Regions from separate parts of the Homo sapiens genome. Here region 1 is linked to region 2. Evidence: chromatin loops called from intact Hi-C (ENCODE). Cell type or tissue: GM12878. All regions are shown on one strand. Links, peaks and the distances in the headings refer to the core of each region. The heading gives the core; the rest is flanking DNA. Region 1 overlaps GPD2 (glycerol-3-phosphate dehydrogenase 2). Region 2 overlaps GPD2 (glycerol-3-phosphate dehydrogenase 2).

What was found. Hi-C counts contacts between places; a loop is a spot of excess contacts. Peaks named below come from ENCODE experiments on the same cell type or tissue, not always from the same donor. Only the 100,000 strongest peaks of a DNase experiment are listed, where the experiment ranks them.
Region 1: it touches region 2 in a loop (2.2-fold over the local background); 2 of 110 quality-filtered maps call a loop at or near these places.

What each region holds. Positions count from the first base shown.
Region 1 is chr2:156,465,772-156,478,289 of GRCh38, forward strand. It overlaps GPD2 (glycerol-3-phosphate dehydrogenase 2), which reads left to right. Exons shown (of 17, transcript NM_000408.5): 2 at 10,327-10,436. The coding sequence starts at 10,335. Among named protein-coding and RNA genes, the nearest start is that of GPD2, 36 kb to the left of the region's middle. In GM12878, for the core only: no CTCF peak of the experiment used is centred there; a DNase peak (open chromatin) is centred at 11,220; H3K27ac peaks cover 1,523 bases.
Region 2 is chr2:156,526,088-156,528,587 of GRCh38, forward strand. The region is part of intron 6 of GPD2 (glycerol-3-phosphate dehydrogenase 2); the gene reads left to right. Among named protein-coding and RNA genes, the nearest start is that of GPD2, 91 kb to the left of the region's middle. In GM12878, for the core only: no CTCF peak of the experiment used is centred there; a DNase peak (open chromatin) is centred at 1,376; H3K27ac peaks cover 1,569 bases.

The DNA of each region.
Region 1 (12,518 bases), core at 10,019-12,518, 50 kb before region 2:
TTAGTAAAGGGGCGGAAAGACTGAAAGAAGCACAGGACTAGTATGGTCTGTTTGACTAATGAACTTCTTTTGAATGTTATCAATGAATGTGTTTCATTGATAACATTCCTGCCTCCTCAAGGCAGATTTAAAGTTTTTCTCCCTGTTGTGCTATCTCCTTTTCATGCTAAGTCAACCATTTCTTGTTAGTTGATATAAATGCAAGTTTGTTTAATTCTGTACTAGGCATGTTATCTACTCAGCTCCTTAACCTGACTTGTGTTTTTACAAGGGGTTGGCATTTTTGTGAAGGAATGCTTCAAGTTTTCACTTGGGAGGGACATTTTATTTTGGGGCTCTCAGGGTTACCCTCAATTATGTATATGGTAAGCAAAGAAGGCAGAGATAGATTTTAATGGAATATTAAAGATAGGATTGTACGACTTTAAACACAAATCCGTGAATATATCTGGAGTGATACAGAGTATATATTAACTTTGCTTTTAAAATGAATTTAAAATGGAATACAAATTCACTTGCGTGCACTAACTATAGTTCTTTATGACTTTTATAGCAATTGTATGGAAAGCAAACATAATAGAAACTATTCTATTATGAATTAAGCTGTGGTTATTTGCATTTAATGAATATAATGAGCTTCATTGATTTCTTATAATTCTATAGTGAACCTCATGAAATAAAGAAAAAGGGTCAAATTTGTGACTATAGTTCCAGTGTGTATTTTAGAAATGGTAGAAAGCATAAGTATGTTATATGGCAATTGCCTTGGAAATGGCATATATTTTGTAAAAAATCGGGTCTTAAATAATGCATCACTACTAGAGTGCAAACGTGTATCCTTGTGTTCCTCTAAGGCTCCCTCCCTTTCAATGCATTTTTTGTTTTAGAGGACTTTGTGAAATAAATGCTCGATTAACAGTTATGACATTATTAAACTTAACCCCCCATCACACATCAGAAATCCCATGTAATAATGTTTGCAACAAATTTTTTATAAACAGAGACTTTTAACTGGCTCACTTAAAATAGTTATTGACCTTATTTTCTCCTTCTTTTGTACCTTTTACTTGCATTTTTTGAACTCTGCCCCTGAAACTAGCTCAACTCGTTTCTTAGCCAGCTTCTCCTGTCAAGCTTCCAGGCTCCTGCCCTCCTTTGAGGCTGAGAAGTGGTCCTGGGCCAACCTCGTTCTCACTGTTGGTTTGCTTCTAAAATGATATAATTGACATAAAGGTGACCCAGGGAGACTCAGAATTTTCTAGCTTTACACTATGTGAATTGATATAAATATAGTGTTTATTTTCTTTCGCTTTCTCTTTGTTTCATGATTTTTTTTTTTTCTCATTCTTCTTTATGGAAATACTCTTCCTCTGCTAAAATTGTTTACTTTCTCTTGGGCTGGGGTGGGCCCTTCTGGCAGTAATTGCCTGGGGAAATAAATGGATTGGAAGTGAAAGAACCTGCCCTTCTTGGAAGCAGGCTGGCCTTTTGATAGGGTGTGGAAGTCAGGGACAAAGCTAGAGTCTGGATGCCTTCCCAGCAATGTGTGAGTGTGTTGCTTTAGCTTCTTCCACCACAGTCCAAAAATTTGTGTATTTAGAACCTGAGGATTATGTTTCACACATTTCTGTTGACTTTTACTTGGTTTTTTGATTTATCTTGCGTTATCAGGATAATGCTTTTCTCAGTGACTTCGGAAAAGCCTTTTTGTTTGTTGTTTGATATCCTGTTCAGTGTATATATTCTTTACAACTATAGGTTGTTATTGTTGTGTTTGTGTGTTTTTGCTTTTGATATAATAGAGAAAAGGCTAAAGAAGGTGACGGAAGGATAAAAGTGTCTTCTGTTTTCTTAGGACTTGATACATTCACTTCTTTCCATAGGGATTGTCTTTTGTGAAGAACCCTTGGGTCAATTTCCTGTCCAGTCTTGGCCTAAATCCTTTTTAAAAGCAACAACAACAAAAGAGGAGAATTCACCTTCAGTTTACAGAATAGACCTCCTCTCTGTTTCCAGAGAACAGGCTAATGTGCCTCTTCTGTTTGACTGTTTTGTTCATTTAGGTCTGATAGCTTTCAAAAAGTACACTTGAGGGCTCTCTGTGTGTTTCTGTAGGAATCACATGTGTAAGATACAGGTGTGTAAGTCCTTCTCTGCTTGGCTGGGGGGAATGCGTTTGCAGGCAGAGTACTAATCATGATCCCCACAGTAAAGTAAAACTTGGGGAAAGAGTAGTACATGGTATGCTTTGATTGTTACTTGTCTGAGTAAGCACTGTATCAGCATATGTTTGGTGTGTCTGAACTATGAGATACCTCCTTCAAGGGAATTGTACAAAACATTTGTTATCACATTAATTGGAATAATAAAAGGTTTGCTTGCTAAAACACATCTAGTTCAAGCCACCCAGTGATCTTGACTTTTATAGTTAAAAGGGTGCTGCTGGGAGGGAAGAGGCTTTTGAGCTCACTCCTTCTTCTGTTTTACTGTGGACTTGCTGTCAAGCTATCCATGATTACAGACCCGTTTGCTAGGACCTTCTCTGATGAGGTTCTATATGCTTATTTTGTAAGACTCATGCACTTTTCTTCAATAAGTCACTGGATTTGTATGCGAGTGTGAGGCCTGGCCCTCTGAGTTGTGCCTTCCATGGGTGTGACAGTGTGACACGACTCAAAATAGTTGAAGGAGTGGGTTTTGCATGCACAGCTACAGGAGCAGGTGGCTGCACAGATGAAGTGTAAGGAGCATTTGCTACCTTTGGACCACAAAAGGCTTAGGTAAAGGGCTTAGTGATTAAAGGGCTACCTCTAGGTTACATCTTGGGGTTTTTATTTAATGTTTGAAATGCCTTGTACATCTGGATTTCTCAGTGTAGGTGATTGGAAGAGCATGGATCGCTTTTATTTATTTTTAATTTCTTTTTTCTTTTTAATTTTTCTGGGTACATAGTATGTATACATATTTTTGGGTACATGAGATAATTTGCTACAGGCATGCAATGAGTAACAGTAATATCAGGGTAAATGGGTATCCATTACCTTAAGCATTTATTTCTTTGTGTTACGAACATTCTCTTAGTTATTTTTAAATGTACAGTAAGTTATTGTTGACTGCAGTCACCCTGTTCTATCAACTTCCAGATCTTATTCATTCTAACTATGTTTTTATACTCATTAACCATCCCCACCCCAACCTCACTACCATCTCCAACCTTTGGTAGCCATCCTCTACTCTCTGACTCTCTGTCTCCATGAGTTCATTTGTTTTTATTTTTAGCTCCCACAAATGAGTGAGAATATGCAAAATTTGTCCTTCTGTGCCTTATTTATTTCACTTAACATGATGTCCTCCAGTTTTACCCGTGTTGTTGCAAATGAAATGATCTCATTCTTTTCTTTTTTGAGACGGAGTCTCTCGCTCTGTCGCCCAGGCTGGAGTGCAGTGGCGTGATCTCAGCTCACTGCAACCTCCACCTCCCAGGTTCACGTGATTTTCCTCCTGTCTCAGCCTCCTGAGTATCTGGGATTACAGGCACCCACCACCACGCCTGGCTAATTTTTTTGTATTTTTAGTAGAGACGGAGTTTCACCATGTTGGCCAGGCTGGTTTCGAACTTCGGAACTCAAGTGATCTGCCCACCTTGGCATCCCAAAGTGCTAGGATTACAGGTGTGAGCCACTGTGCCCGGCCTGATCTCATTCTTTTTTATGGCTGAATACTACTTCATTGTGTATATGTACCACATTTTTGTTATCCATTTGTCTGTTGATGGACACTTAGGTTGATTGAAAATCTTGGCTACTGTGACTAGTGCTGCAATAAACATGGGAGTGCAATATGGGATGCCTTTATGTCTTGCTGGAGAATGCATGCCCCGAGGACAGCAAGGCTGGTCGTTGAAATTACTCTTCTGTAATTGATCTTTGAGCTGTACTCTCCGCCCCTCCATTGGTCATGCTTGTAAGGGATGGAGAGAAATATGCTTACTTCTATGCTGGCATAAGAATCAAAACCCTGAGAAGTTCTAAACTAATGGAGAGCATGGGGATTAGAAAGGTAATTGAGGTTTCTATATAAGAAACCAGAAAGATAGGAGAGTTTTTGTAAACATGAAGGTGTTACAGGAAGGGGGTCCCCATCCAGATGCCTAGAGAGGGTTCTTGGATCTCACACAAGAGTTAAGGGTGAGTCCATAAAGTGAAAGTGAAGGAATAAAAGAATGACTACTCCATACACACAGGGCTGCTGGTTGCCCATTTTTATGGTTATTTCTTGATTATATGCTAAACAAGGGGTGGCTTATTTTACCCAGCTCCTATTCAAGATGGAGTTCCTCTGGTTCACACGCCTCTGACAAAGGGACCCAGGGCTTATTCCACAGAGGAGTGACAAATGTATTTGCATGGAATCTTTTTCTTTTTCTTTTTCTTTTTTTTTTAAGACAGGGTTTTGCTCTGTCGCCCAGGCTGGAGTGCAGTGGTATGATCATGGCTCATTGAAGCCTTGACCTCCTGGGCACACATGATTCCTCCCACTTTGGCCTCTTGAATAGCTGAAACTAGAGGTGTGCGCCACCATGCCCAGCTAATTTTTAAATTTTCTTTAATAGAGATGGAGTCTTGCTTTGTTGCCCAAGCTGGTCTTGAACTCCTGATATCAAAGAATCCTCCTGCCTTGGCCTCCCAAATTGCTGGGATTACAGGTATAAGCCACTGGTCCAGCCCATTTGCATGATTCTTACTTATGCTAAATTTGTATTTTGATAAGTAAGGCTTCTGGAAGAGAGAAGACAGGGAGATGAGTAGGAGAGTGAGTACTTTTTAAAGAGATTTCAGAGGCCAGGAAGTGCGATCTGGTTCTGGAATAAATTTGCTTGTGCATAGTTGCCTTGCCTATGAATGGGAGGAGGTAGAAGTGGTGGATGCACTCAGGGACTTACATGAAATAGGATGTGAGGAGTTGTTCTTTGTTAAAAGTCACTGTCTATAATGGGAGCCCTACAAGGACATCTAAGAATTCATCTGAGCCAGATAAGTTGCAGCAGTCAGGTACAAACAAAGGTCAGCAAACTTTGAGAAGTGGCAAATTTAGTTTTTGTTTGCTAGCAGTAAGTACATTTTGTTGTGTAGCAATTACATCTGTCAGTTCTAGGCAAAATTTTCCCAAGTACCTATTACTCTTGGGAGTTTTAGACCCAAATATTCATCTGTGCTGTTTTCTGAGTAGATGTTCCGTCAAGATCTCAAATTTTCTTAGTTGCAAGCTGAGCTTCTCTTCTTCCTTAAACCTGCTTCTCTTTCTAGATCTTAATATTGAAATCTTGGGGTCATTTTCCAGCTGCCCAAACTAAAACCACTTATTGTGTTCAGTCTCTTCCTGCTGCCTCCTGTAATCGGTTGTCAGGTCTTGTCATGCTGTCTAATTGAGTGCTGTCCTTAGACAGTTGTGCAAAACATCAGTCTCTAGATTTGCACTCTTTAATGTTGCCTTAAACCAGGCTCTTCTCTCACATGGGATCTATTTCATTGCCCTCTAATTGGTCTCTCTGTCTTCGTAAGCTTCAACACTAAAAATCTACTTGAACAGTCTTTACAGAACGTTAGACAAAACATCTTACTTCCTTAATCTACAGCCTCTACTCCCCGTTGCCAACAGGATATCATAGAAATATTTTACTTCACGTGTACACAGTCTTCCTCTCTCTTCCCTCTGGACTTCTTTTTAAACACCATTTCTAGCTGTACATCATCTCCAGCCAAACGAGATAACTATTTGTATGCCTAGAACGTACCATGATGCTCCCCTTTCTCCACCAATTGTCTTTCTCTATAACGTTCCCTACTCACTCCCCTCCAAATTTTTTCCCCTTCAAGACCCTTCTCCAAAATCCTGTCTTCACTGAAGCCTTCTTTAATTCTTTTAGTCAGAGTCAATTTCTTGCAACATTAAAATGATATAGCACCTTGCTTTTTTTTTCTATCAGACTATAACACTCAGTATAGCACAACTAGTTATAAGACAGAGTGCAGAGTTACAAGACACACTTTGATATTTAATCCTACAGATAGATTAATTGCTTGTGGGCAGTTAGTTGATAAACTCACAGATATATTTAGTTGAGCACCATTTGTTTAGGTTTTGCCAACTGAGCTGGTGTTCTCCTTGCAAGAATTAGAGCTAGCTCTGGTCTATGTCAATGCAGCAGCTGGTCCTGAGTAAGCATATATGTGATTTAATTAAAAGGCTATAAAACATGGATTTGAAGCTATGATAAATAAGCTAATTCTATTTTTTAAAATTTTTTCACCTCTGGTTTCCTTGAACATTTATTGCAGAAGTTAGTAAAGATTTGTGTATATTTTTGGTCCCCTTCTTTGCTAGTTTTCTAGTAAAGCTGTTACTTAGAAGGAAATAATCTTTTTTTTTTGTTTGTAATCATTGTGAAAACGTTTCTCCTTACAATGGTAAATGGGTACATGTTGTCCACAGCATTTGGTTTATATAGTTCTAAATTTCATTCTTTCAGCATTAAAACAAAGTTCTTTTTTAAATTTTTTATTTTTTGAGACAGGGTCTTACTCTGTCACCCAGACTGGAGTGCAGTGGCGCAGTCTCGGCTCACTGCAGTCTCCGCCTCCGAGGCTCAAGGGATTCTCTTGCCTCAGGCTCCCGAGTAGCTGGGATTACAGGCGCATGCCACTACTGCCTGGCTAATTTTTGTATTTTTAGTAGAGACAAGGTTTCAGCATGTTGGCCAGGCTGGTCTTGAACTCCTGACCTCAAATGATCTACCCACCTCAGCCTCCCAAAGTGCTGGGATTACAGATGTGAGCCACCGTGCCCGGCCCTAAAACAAAGGTCTTACATTACCTGGCAGAAGATTACTAGTAGATACTTTGCTAGAGACTTCTTCATTGCCTTGGAGATTAACCCAAATGCCAAGGGACTGAACATTTGGGTGACTTTGAGAATAGGGCCTTCTTTTGGGAGTGACAACAAAATATGGTATAGCTTTTGGGGAGAAGTTGCCTTTTGAGACCAAAGGCAGGACAGAACCACCAGGGCTCAAGAACATAAACTCAGTCTTGTTTTCTCACTTAGTAGGCAGTGACTTTGGGGAAATCCCCCATTTCCTCTGAGCTACCACTGCCCCTTTTATGAAATTAGATGTTGTGAGGGTGAAATGAGCTGATGTGTATAAAGAATTAAAAGCACAGTACCTGTTACCTAGTAAATAATAAATGGTGGTGATTATTATTGTAACATTCATAACAATAACAACACTCATAATGATAATCTTAGGAAAGTCAAATGAAACTGGCTGATTCTTGCCTTTGACTTTGAGCTAGCCAGATGACCGTACAGAAGGATTTGATCACAGTAGAAATAATGAGCCCTCAAGCATACATTATTTTTTTAAATTATGGAAAAAGGAAAACTCTTTATTGATTATAGTTGATATTATTGCTAACTCTGCAAGATGACATGAGAATGTAGTTTTTTGATAGTATTAGTGGCTCATTGGGAAAATGCATGAAAATATCTTCCTTTGCAAGTTTTGGTCTCTGACAAATCAAATTAAAACAATACTATCAGGTAGGCAGGGAACATAGGGACCCACACATTTGGAAATACTAGCTTCAAACTTAACTGGCTGAATGAACACCTCTGAGAATGAAACATTTTCATTGACTGTGTTGTATATAACTTCCCTGAGTTGGCCATGTTGATGTGTGGTATCCTTTGTGAGGTCAACAATGACATTATCAACAAGACAGAAGCAATGATAAGTCAATCAGTCACAACACTCATATCCTAGGGACCACCACACTGCTATGAGTCAGGCATGTGCGTTGTTTAAGGTAAATAGTAAATAGAACTAGGACTTTATTCTCTGTCTCCAGTTGTCAGAGGAACCCAGTTAGCCTTGAGATAGCATGCTATCTCTTGGCTGCTAGGGCTTACATTGTTGTGTGATAGGCACCCATGTGAATGTTTACAACAGTACATTGATTGGTGATAGTGAGCTATGACAAATGGGTACCTGCTAAGTTAGGGTTTTTACTATCCCAGCAACCTAGGATATAAGGTTTTGCCTAGGGTTGACTGAATGATGAATGGTGGCCCCTAGCCAGCATACACCAACTTTCCTGCATAATTTGGGAAAGAGAAGATGGTTGATATAGCAAAGGGACAGTAAAGAAGAGACCTCCAGCAGCAGAGTACATATGCTTGTGAAATATTTTCCTAGTAAGAATCATTAAAATTTTTTTTAGAGACAGAGTCTTGTTCTGTCTCCCAGGCTGGAGTGCAGTGGCACAATTGCAGCTCACTACAAGCTCAAACTCCTGGGCTCTAATCCTGGGAAGAATCTTAATTAAAAAGATAAAGTTTAGAATTTAGGAGTTTGTCAGGAAGAATGAGATCAGAAGAAAAAAATTTTAAAAATGCCACCACATATCAGTATATAATTTATAGTATCCTAAAATGAGTTTTCTATAGGATCATAGTTATCAACTATATTGCAATTCTTTATTTAGGATAGTATGATAATAGATACAGTTTATTCAGTATGGACCCAAATATTTAACCGTATCATAATTTATGTTGAGATACTGTTTTTTTAGTATCCTAAGTTAAAACTACCTTCATAATAAATTGTTTTCTTGAGTTGTGAGCTATCAGTAGAATGTAACGTGTGTTGTCCAGACAGGCCAGTGCTCCACCCCTACAAGGAAATAGGGTAGTGGCTTCCCTGTTTCCCTGCTTTTGTGAATGTAAAGTCTTAGGCAGGTCAAATTACTCAACTCTAGAATTTTTTTTAGTTGATCACACAGGATTATCTTTTTACGTTTAACAGTAAAAGCGGACAAAAGGATTTTTGATGGAATTTTCATTTTTATGCAATCTTCTTAGTTTCTGAAAGAGTTAAAGAATAATTTTTAAGTCCTCATCAAAACTTTAGAAAATTCCATTATCAGTCCAGTAGTGGAAAACAAGTGAGAGGAAAGAAAGTTAAGAGCTAAGACAATGCAGAACTTGAGAAATATTCAGTGGAGCAGAGTGTGGGGTGGCTCATGTTTGTAATCCTAGCACTTTGGGAAGCCAAGGTAGGAGATTGCTTGAGTCCAGTTTGGGCAACATAGCAAGACCTTGTCTCTACAGAAAAAAAAAAAAGAAGAAGAAAGAAAGAAAAAAAAATAGCCATGCATGGCGGCATGCACTTGGTAGTATCAGCTACTTGGGAGAATCACTTGCCCAGGAGTTTGATTTTATAGTTTGCTATGATTGAGCCACTGCACTCTGGCCTGGGTGACAGAGCCAGACTCAGTCTCTACAAAAAGAGAGAAAGAAAAAAATATAAATACAGAGAGCACAAATATACAGTGAGTGCTTGATCTGGAGGGTTTTCTCTTAAAATTTTGGTGTCATGCAACTCTGGCTAGAAGAAAACTTTTTCTGTTAAGTTCCCCTAATGAAAGGAATTACAGCAGGTTAAATTGGTCAGTTTGTGAAAGTCTTAAGGCATAATACCTCTGACTTCTTATCTGTAAAGTATACTCTTTTTTTTTGAGACGGAGTCTAGCTCTGTCACCCAGGTTGGAGTGCAGTGGCATGATCTCGGCTCACTGCAACCTCTGCCTCCTGGGTTCAGGCGATTCTCCTGCCTCAGCCTCCCGAGTAGCTGGGATCACAGGCATCCACCACCACGGCCTCCCAAAGTGCTGGGATTACAAGTGTGAGCCACCACGCCCAGCCGACTCTTTCAATAATAGAAATATAACACTGCTGGCTTTTGGCTGTAGTGAAAACTTCATTAGAAAGGGAAAAACTTGGGAAGGGAGTCTTACCACAATTTGAATTAAACACTTGCCAAAGAACCTGAAGCAAGCTGATGTTTATTGTCTTGTTGAGTGACCCAAGACTTCTTTCTGCTGGTTCTCCTTGAGGAGAGGATTAGGTGTTGAGCAAATTTACAAGTATAGCATGCAGTTTTGTTAAATACCCAATGACATTTCTTTTCACAGTTCTTTTGACTTTATACTGTTTAAATATCCTCAGTTATCTCTTAATTTGCTTTTCTTTCTTTAATTCCTGTCGAACCAGAAAGTAACTTTTATGTGATCAATTCCCTTGTCTAGAATTTTTTGGCTATTTATTTTGAGTTGCAGTATACACATTGGTTTGTTAGTAATTTCCTTATTTTATGTTTTCTTTTCTAGTTTAACATGGTTTCATAATCTACACAGTGTCTTATTATTGGGATGGTTATGCGATAACTATCCCAATTAACTTCTTTTTGTTTCTTATTTTTCTTTGTAGGCTAAGAAATGGCATTTCAAAAGGCAGTGAAAGGGACGATTCTTGTTGGAGGAGGTGCTCTTGCAACTGTTTTAGGACTTTCTCAGTTTGCTCATTACAGAAGGAAACAAGTAAGTAACTGTACTTGTGTTGATTACAGTATGCAACTTAAATCTGCTAAAGAGCTGTCTATGGGGAATGTGTGCACTAACGGTTTTGTTTAGAAATTACTTGTGAAGTTTCTCAGTTTGATCTGAAAGATACTAATTTAGAACAGTGCCTTAATGATCCTGGAGAACTGTGTGTATCTCCTTTTTTAAAAAGTGAATTTCTTTTTCAGGAAGCATTATTTAGCCTGTGTTTTGGCTCTTTGGTTTTTAAAAGACTGCTTCATTTATAAGTGCCAGGATTTCTTCATTTAGACTTTCCTTGTCTAATTCATCGAAATGTCTGGATACCTTCTATGTTCCTGCCAAAAGTTTGTCTTATTAGAAGGCAGGCAGCTGAGAAAGGAAATGGAAAAGAAAAGGCCCAACTGAATCCTGGTTTTATTTCTTCAAGGTTTAGTTACTTATGAAGTATTACTTTGTGTTAGGTAAAAATTTAAATGAAGGAAAGCCAGGAAAATGAGATTGGTAAGAAGTTTCCAAATATTATGAAGTGTTCAGTTTGTTTTCTTTTTTTTTCTCTTTACCTTACAACTGTGACTTCCCATAGTTCAAACTGATGCCCGGAAATAATTTTGCTGAATGGCTTTGTTCTTTTCAGGCTTGAAATGCTGGCAACCACCGTAGTAGTTAGTATCAGTCTCTTGTTCCCCCATCCCATGTCATTAGGACATTTTGTGATACTAGCTGTGTAGTGCATTTCTTTCTCAAAGATGAAGGTGAAGGAATTTGGCAAACAATTTGTAACTGAGTGATTCATTTTTCACATTTTTGTGGCTGCCTTTAAGCCATGGTTTGTCTTATACTTCTTGTTTCTGTTTCTTTGTGCTACAAGGTGGTGGAGCCAGGCGCATTGCTTGCAATCCCATATCCTGAATGAGGATCACTTTAAAAACACATATTATGGCCAGGTTCACTGACTCAAACCTGTAATCCCAGCACTTTGGGAGGCCAGGGCAGGCAGATCCCTTGAGCCCAGAAGTTTGAGACCAGCCTGGACAATATGGTGAAACCCTGTCTCTACAAAAAAATACAAAAATTAGCTGGGCGTGATGGTGTACATCTGTAGTCCCAGCTACTCTGGAGGCTGAGGTGGGAGGACTGCTTGAGCCTGGAAGGTGGAGGCTGTAGTGAGCTGAGATCATGCCACTGTACTTCAGCCTGGGTGACAAAATGAAACCCTGTCTCAATCAATCAATAAAATGCATAAATAAAATCACATATTAGGAAGAATTAGTATGCTGGCCTATCATTAAAAAACCCAACAAGCCAATTTTTATGTGATTCTTGCTAAAGATGGGTGATACCGAAAGTCTTTTGATTAGCAATAGTCTTTTGATTAGTGTTAGTCTTTTTCTGCATTCTGAACTGTGAGGACATCACTCTCAATGCATGTATGTTGCAGTTTTTATTTTTTGAATTGACACATAATCATTATACATATTGATTGGGTTCATAGTGGAGTTTTGATACGTACAATGGTATTATTAATTCACTGACTTGGTATTGAAACTCTTCCTCATCCATTGATCATGCTTGATGTACTATTTCTTTTAAAAGATTGCCTTGGTTCCTTAAAAGCAAGTGTGAAAAGATGTGGCTTCTGCTGAGGCTATTTCAGAAGTGCACTTCTGTTTGGGACATGGGCATTAAGGGATTAGATTACTTCTGCCATCTTTACTGGTGCTATCTGAAATGATACTGAAAAATGCCGATGCCAAAGGTCACAATATCTAATATGATGAGTTGTTGCTAAATTTATATGTGGTTTATATCTTTTAACCACAGTAAGCATGTTCTACTTCAGAGTTTATAGCTTAAATTTGTACCTAGGTAACACTGTTTTATCCCTTTTTTTGGTTTGATTTCTCTCTAATAATTGATCTTAAAGAATAGAATAAACAGAAGAGACTCTGGCCCCAAGCAGTCAAGTTATAGGTGGATTTTATTCAGTAAAATCAAGGCAAAATAAAGACCTATTGATTCCTGGGACATTTTGTCATTTTATCTTTCCTGAGTTAGACATCCTGACCACCCTAATAGCCA
Region 2 (2,500 bases), core at 1-2,500:
AGAGGCCACAAAATTTTAAAAGGTGAATTTAAAAGCAGGGACCAACTTTTATGGAATTACATTTCATAGCCATGTTAACTGCTTAGATCAAAATATACCTGCTCATACAGCCTTAGCCATCAATAAACCACACTTTCAAATTATTTTTCTTTTTATAAGTGAAAATAAAATCTTATTTCCTTTCTTTGGATACCACAAAACAATGACACATCCACTAGTCTGATCTGTGTAGAGAGCTTAAAATTAATCAGAGAGTCTCAAATGCTGTTATTATCATTATGTAAAATATGCTGTGATTTGTTCAAATTTGCTAAAATCTGGTTCATAACATTTGCTTGCATTGAATGCTAATATGCTTAGTCAGACTAAGTGCTTCTGTCAATTATAGTCTTTTAAATAGATGAGTCTGTCTTATACTAATATGTGAAATTATACTTCTTGGTAAAATTTGTGTTGATATGCTTTATATTAATGGTGCATTTTTTAAAATTTAGAGATAAAGCTAATTAATTGTAGTTTAAGATATAAAAATTTGAGGGACTTTCTGCTTTTGTTTCAAAGACATTCGGAGAACACATGCCCAAGAAATGTAAGCCATGCTTAAAAATACTGCATTTTGAAGCTTGCAGTAACTATCTAATGAATTCGTCTCAGAGTGATTCTCCTTCAGAAAAACAAAATTTTATAGGTCACATTTGGAAACAAGGAGAGGAGGAAATAACTGACATTGCAATATGGGGAAATAAATGGGAAATAAAAGGCCATAATGATTGGTCTTCAGGAAGCTGTAAGGATTGTTCTTCAGGAACTAATTTTTCTTGCTACTTTATTGTGTGGACAATATAATGCCTCACGTATCTGTTGGCATAGTCCCTAGTTTCTCTCTGCTGTACCCATTCTTCACATATTTTCTAGCATTCTTTCAAGAGGATCAGGAGTCTTTGCCCAGATACCTGTTTGGGAAAAGGAAGAAAGAGAGTAAAAAATTAATAATTAAATCAATTTTGGAGTTATTCTGCAGATGACACACAGCAGCTTTCTTAGTGTAATGGAAAGCCAGCCTGGTATTAAGCATCTAACCTCACAAAGAATGGCAGTAATAAAAATATCTCTTCAATTAAAAAGCCCCACACTTTAGTTTCAACTACCAAGCCTTGGAAATGTAATAAAAAAAAAACTGTGAAAAAAAGTCTTCGGTACATAGTTTTTATAAATATAACTAACACCTTGGTGTAGATTATATTCTCTGGAGCCAAATAGATTACTATTTTAGAATGTGAAGTTTCAAACTAGTTTCATTATTACTATTAATACTTACTCATATCACACTTACATTAGTAAAACCCTCTGTAGATCATTATATCCACTCAAGCATGAACCACACAACACCTATTTTTTTTAACTCATCTTTGCACATTAAAAAACATACAGGCACACGCAACTAACCTCCCACACAAGTTAAATAACTATTGCTCCTTTTCTGTTCAAAACCAAATATATACTCTTGCATTCACTGGAAAGTGTTACTAGTATATGATTTGCTATCTATTCAGAAGAATAGATATTTGAGAATAAAATAAAAAAGTATATAATAATGAAAGCAACTACCAAATTAAAAGCAATATCAAATAATTTGTACTTGATATTTTTATGTCAAAGATGATTAACATGTAACTGATTTACCTGGGATAGACCAGGTAAATCAGTACACCAGAAACTTCATATTTCCCAGGAATTTTAAATTTTCTTAGTTTTTAACCCGAGAAATCCTACAAAGAATGGATTTGGTGATTTGTGTTTTATTTTCCTTAAGAAGGTTGAAGTCTGAAAAAGGTAACTGAGAAGCAGCTCACAGGCAGTTCTCTCTTTTAATAATTCCCCGTGTGCAAAGCATTGTACTTCAATAGTTACCTCAGAACCATTTTAGTGAAAAAGAAGGTAAAAATACATTATCATTAAAAAACTAATCTGAATATAGTCAGGATTTACAAATTGGATAAACTGACTACTCTCATTCTAATAAAAGAATAAAATAAACCCAATTTATTATTTTCAATAGTTGCCTCTTCCAACAGCATTTAAATTAATAGATAATAGTCCACGCTAATTGTAAGAAACATGTCTATTGTATAAAACCGGATTGAAACATGTCTATTATATAAAGCCAGATTGATATGTGTATTTTTGCCTTTTTCCTCTGTCTTCTACTTGTATATTTCTTTTTCTCATCACAGATTTTGGTAAAATTGGTATTTTCATTATCCTTAAGTATGAGCAAAGAGAGATAAACATATTTCTCCACTCAATTATGTCAATTTTTTTCTTTTTTTCTTTTATTTATTTATTTATTTATTTTTATTATTATTATACTTTAAGTTTTAGGGTACATGTGCACAATGTGCAGGTTAGTTACATATGTATACATGTGCCATGCTAGTGCGCTGCACCCACTAACTTGTCATCTAGCATTAGGTATATCTCCCAATGCTATCCCTCCCCC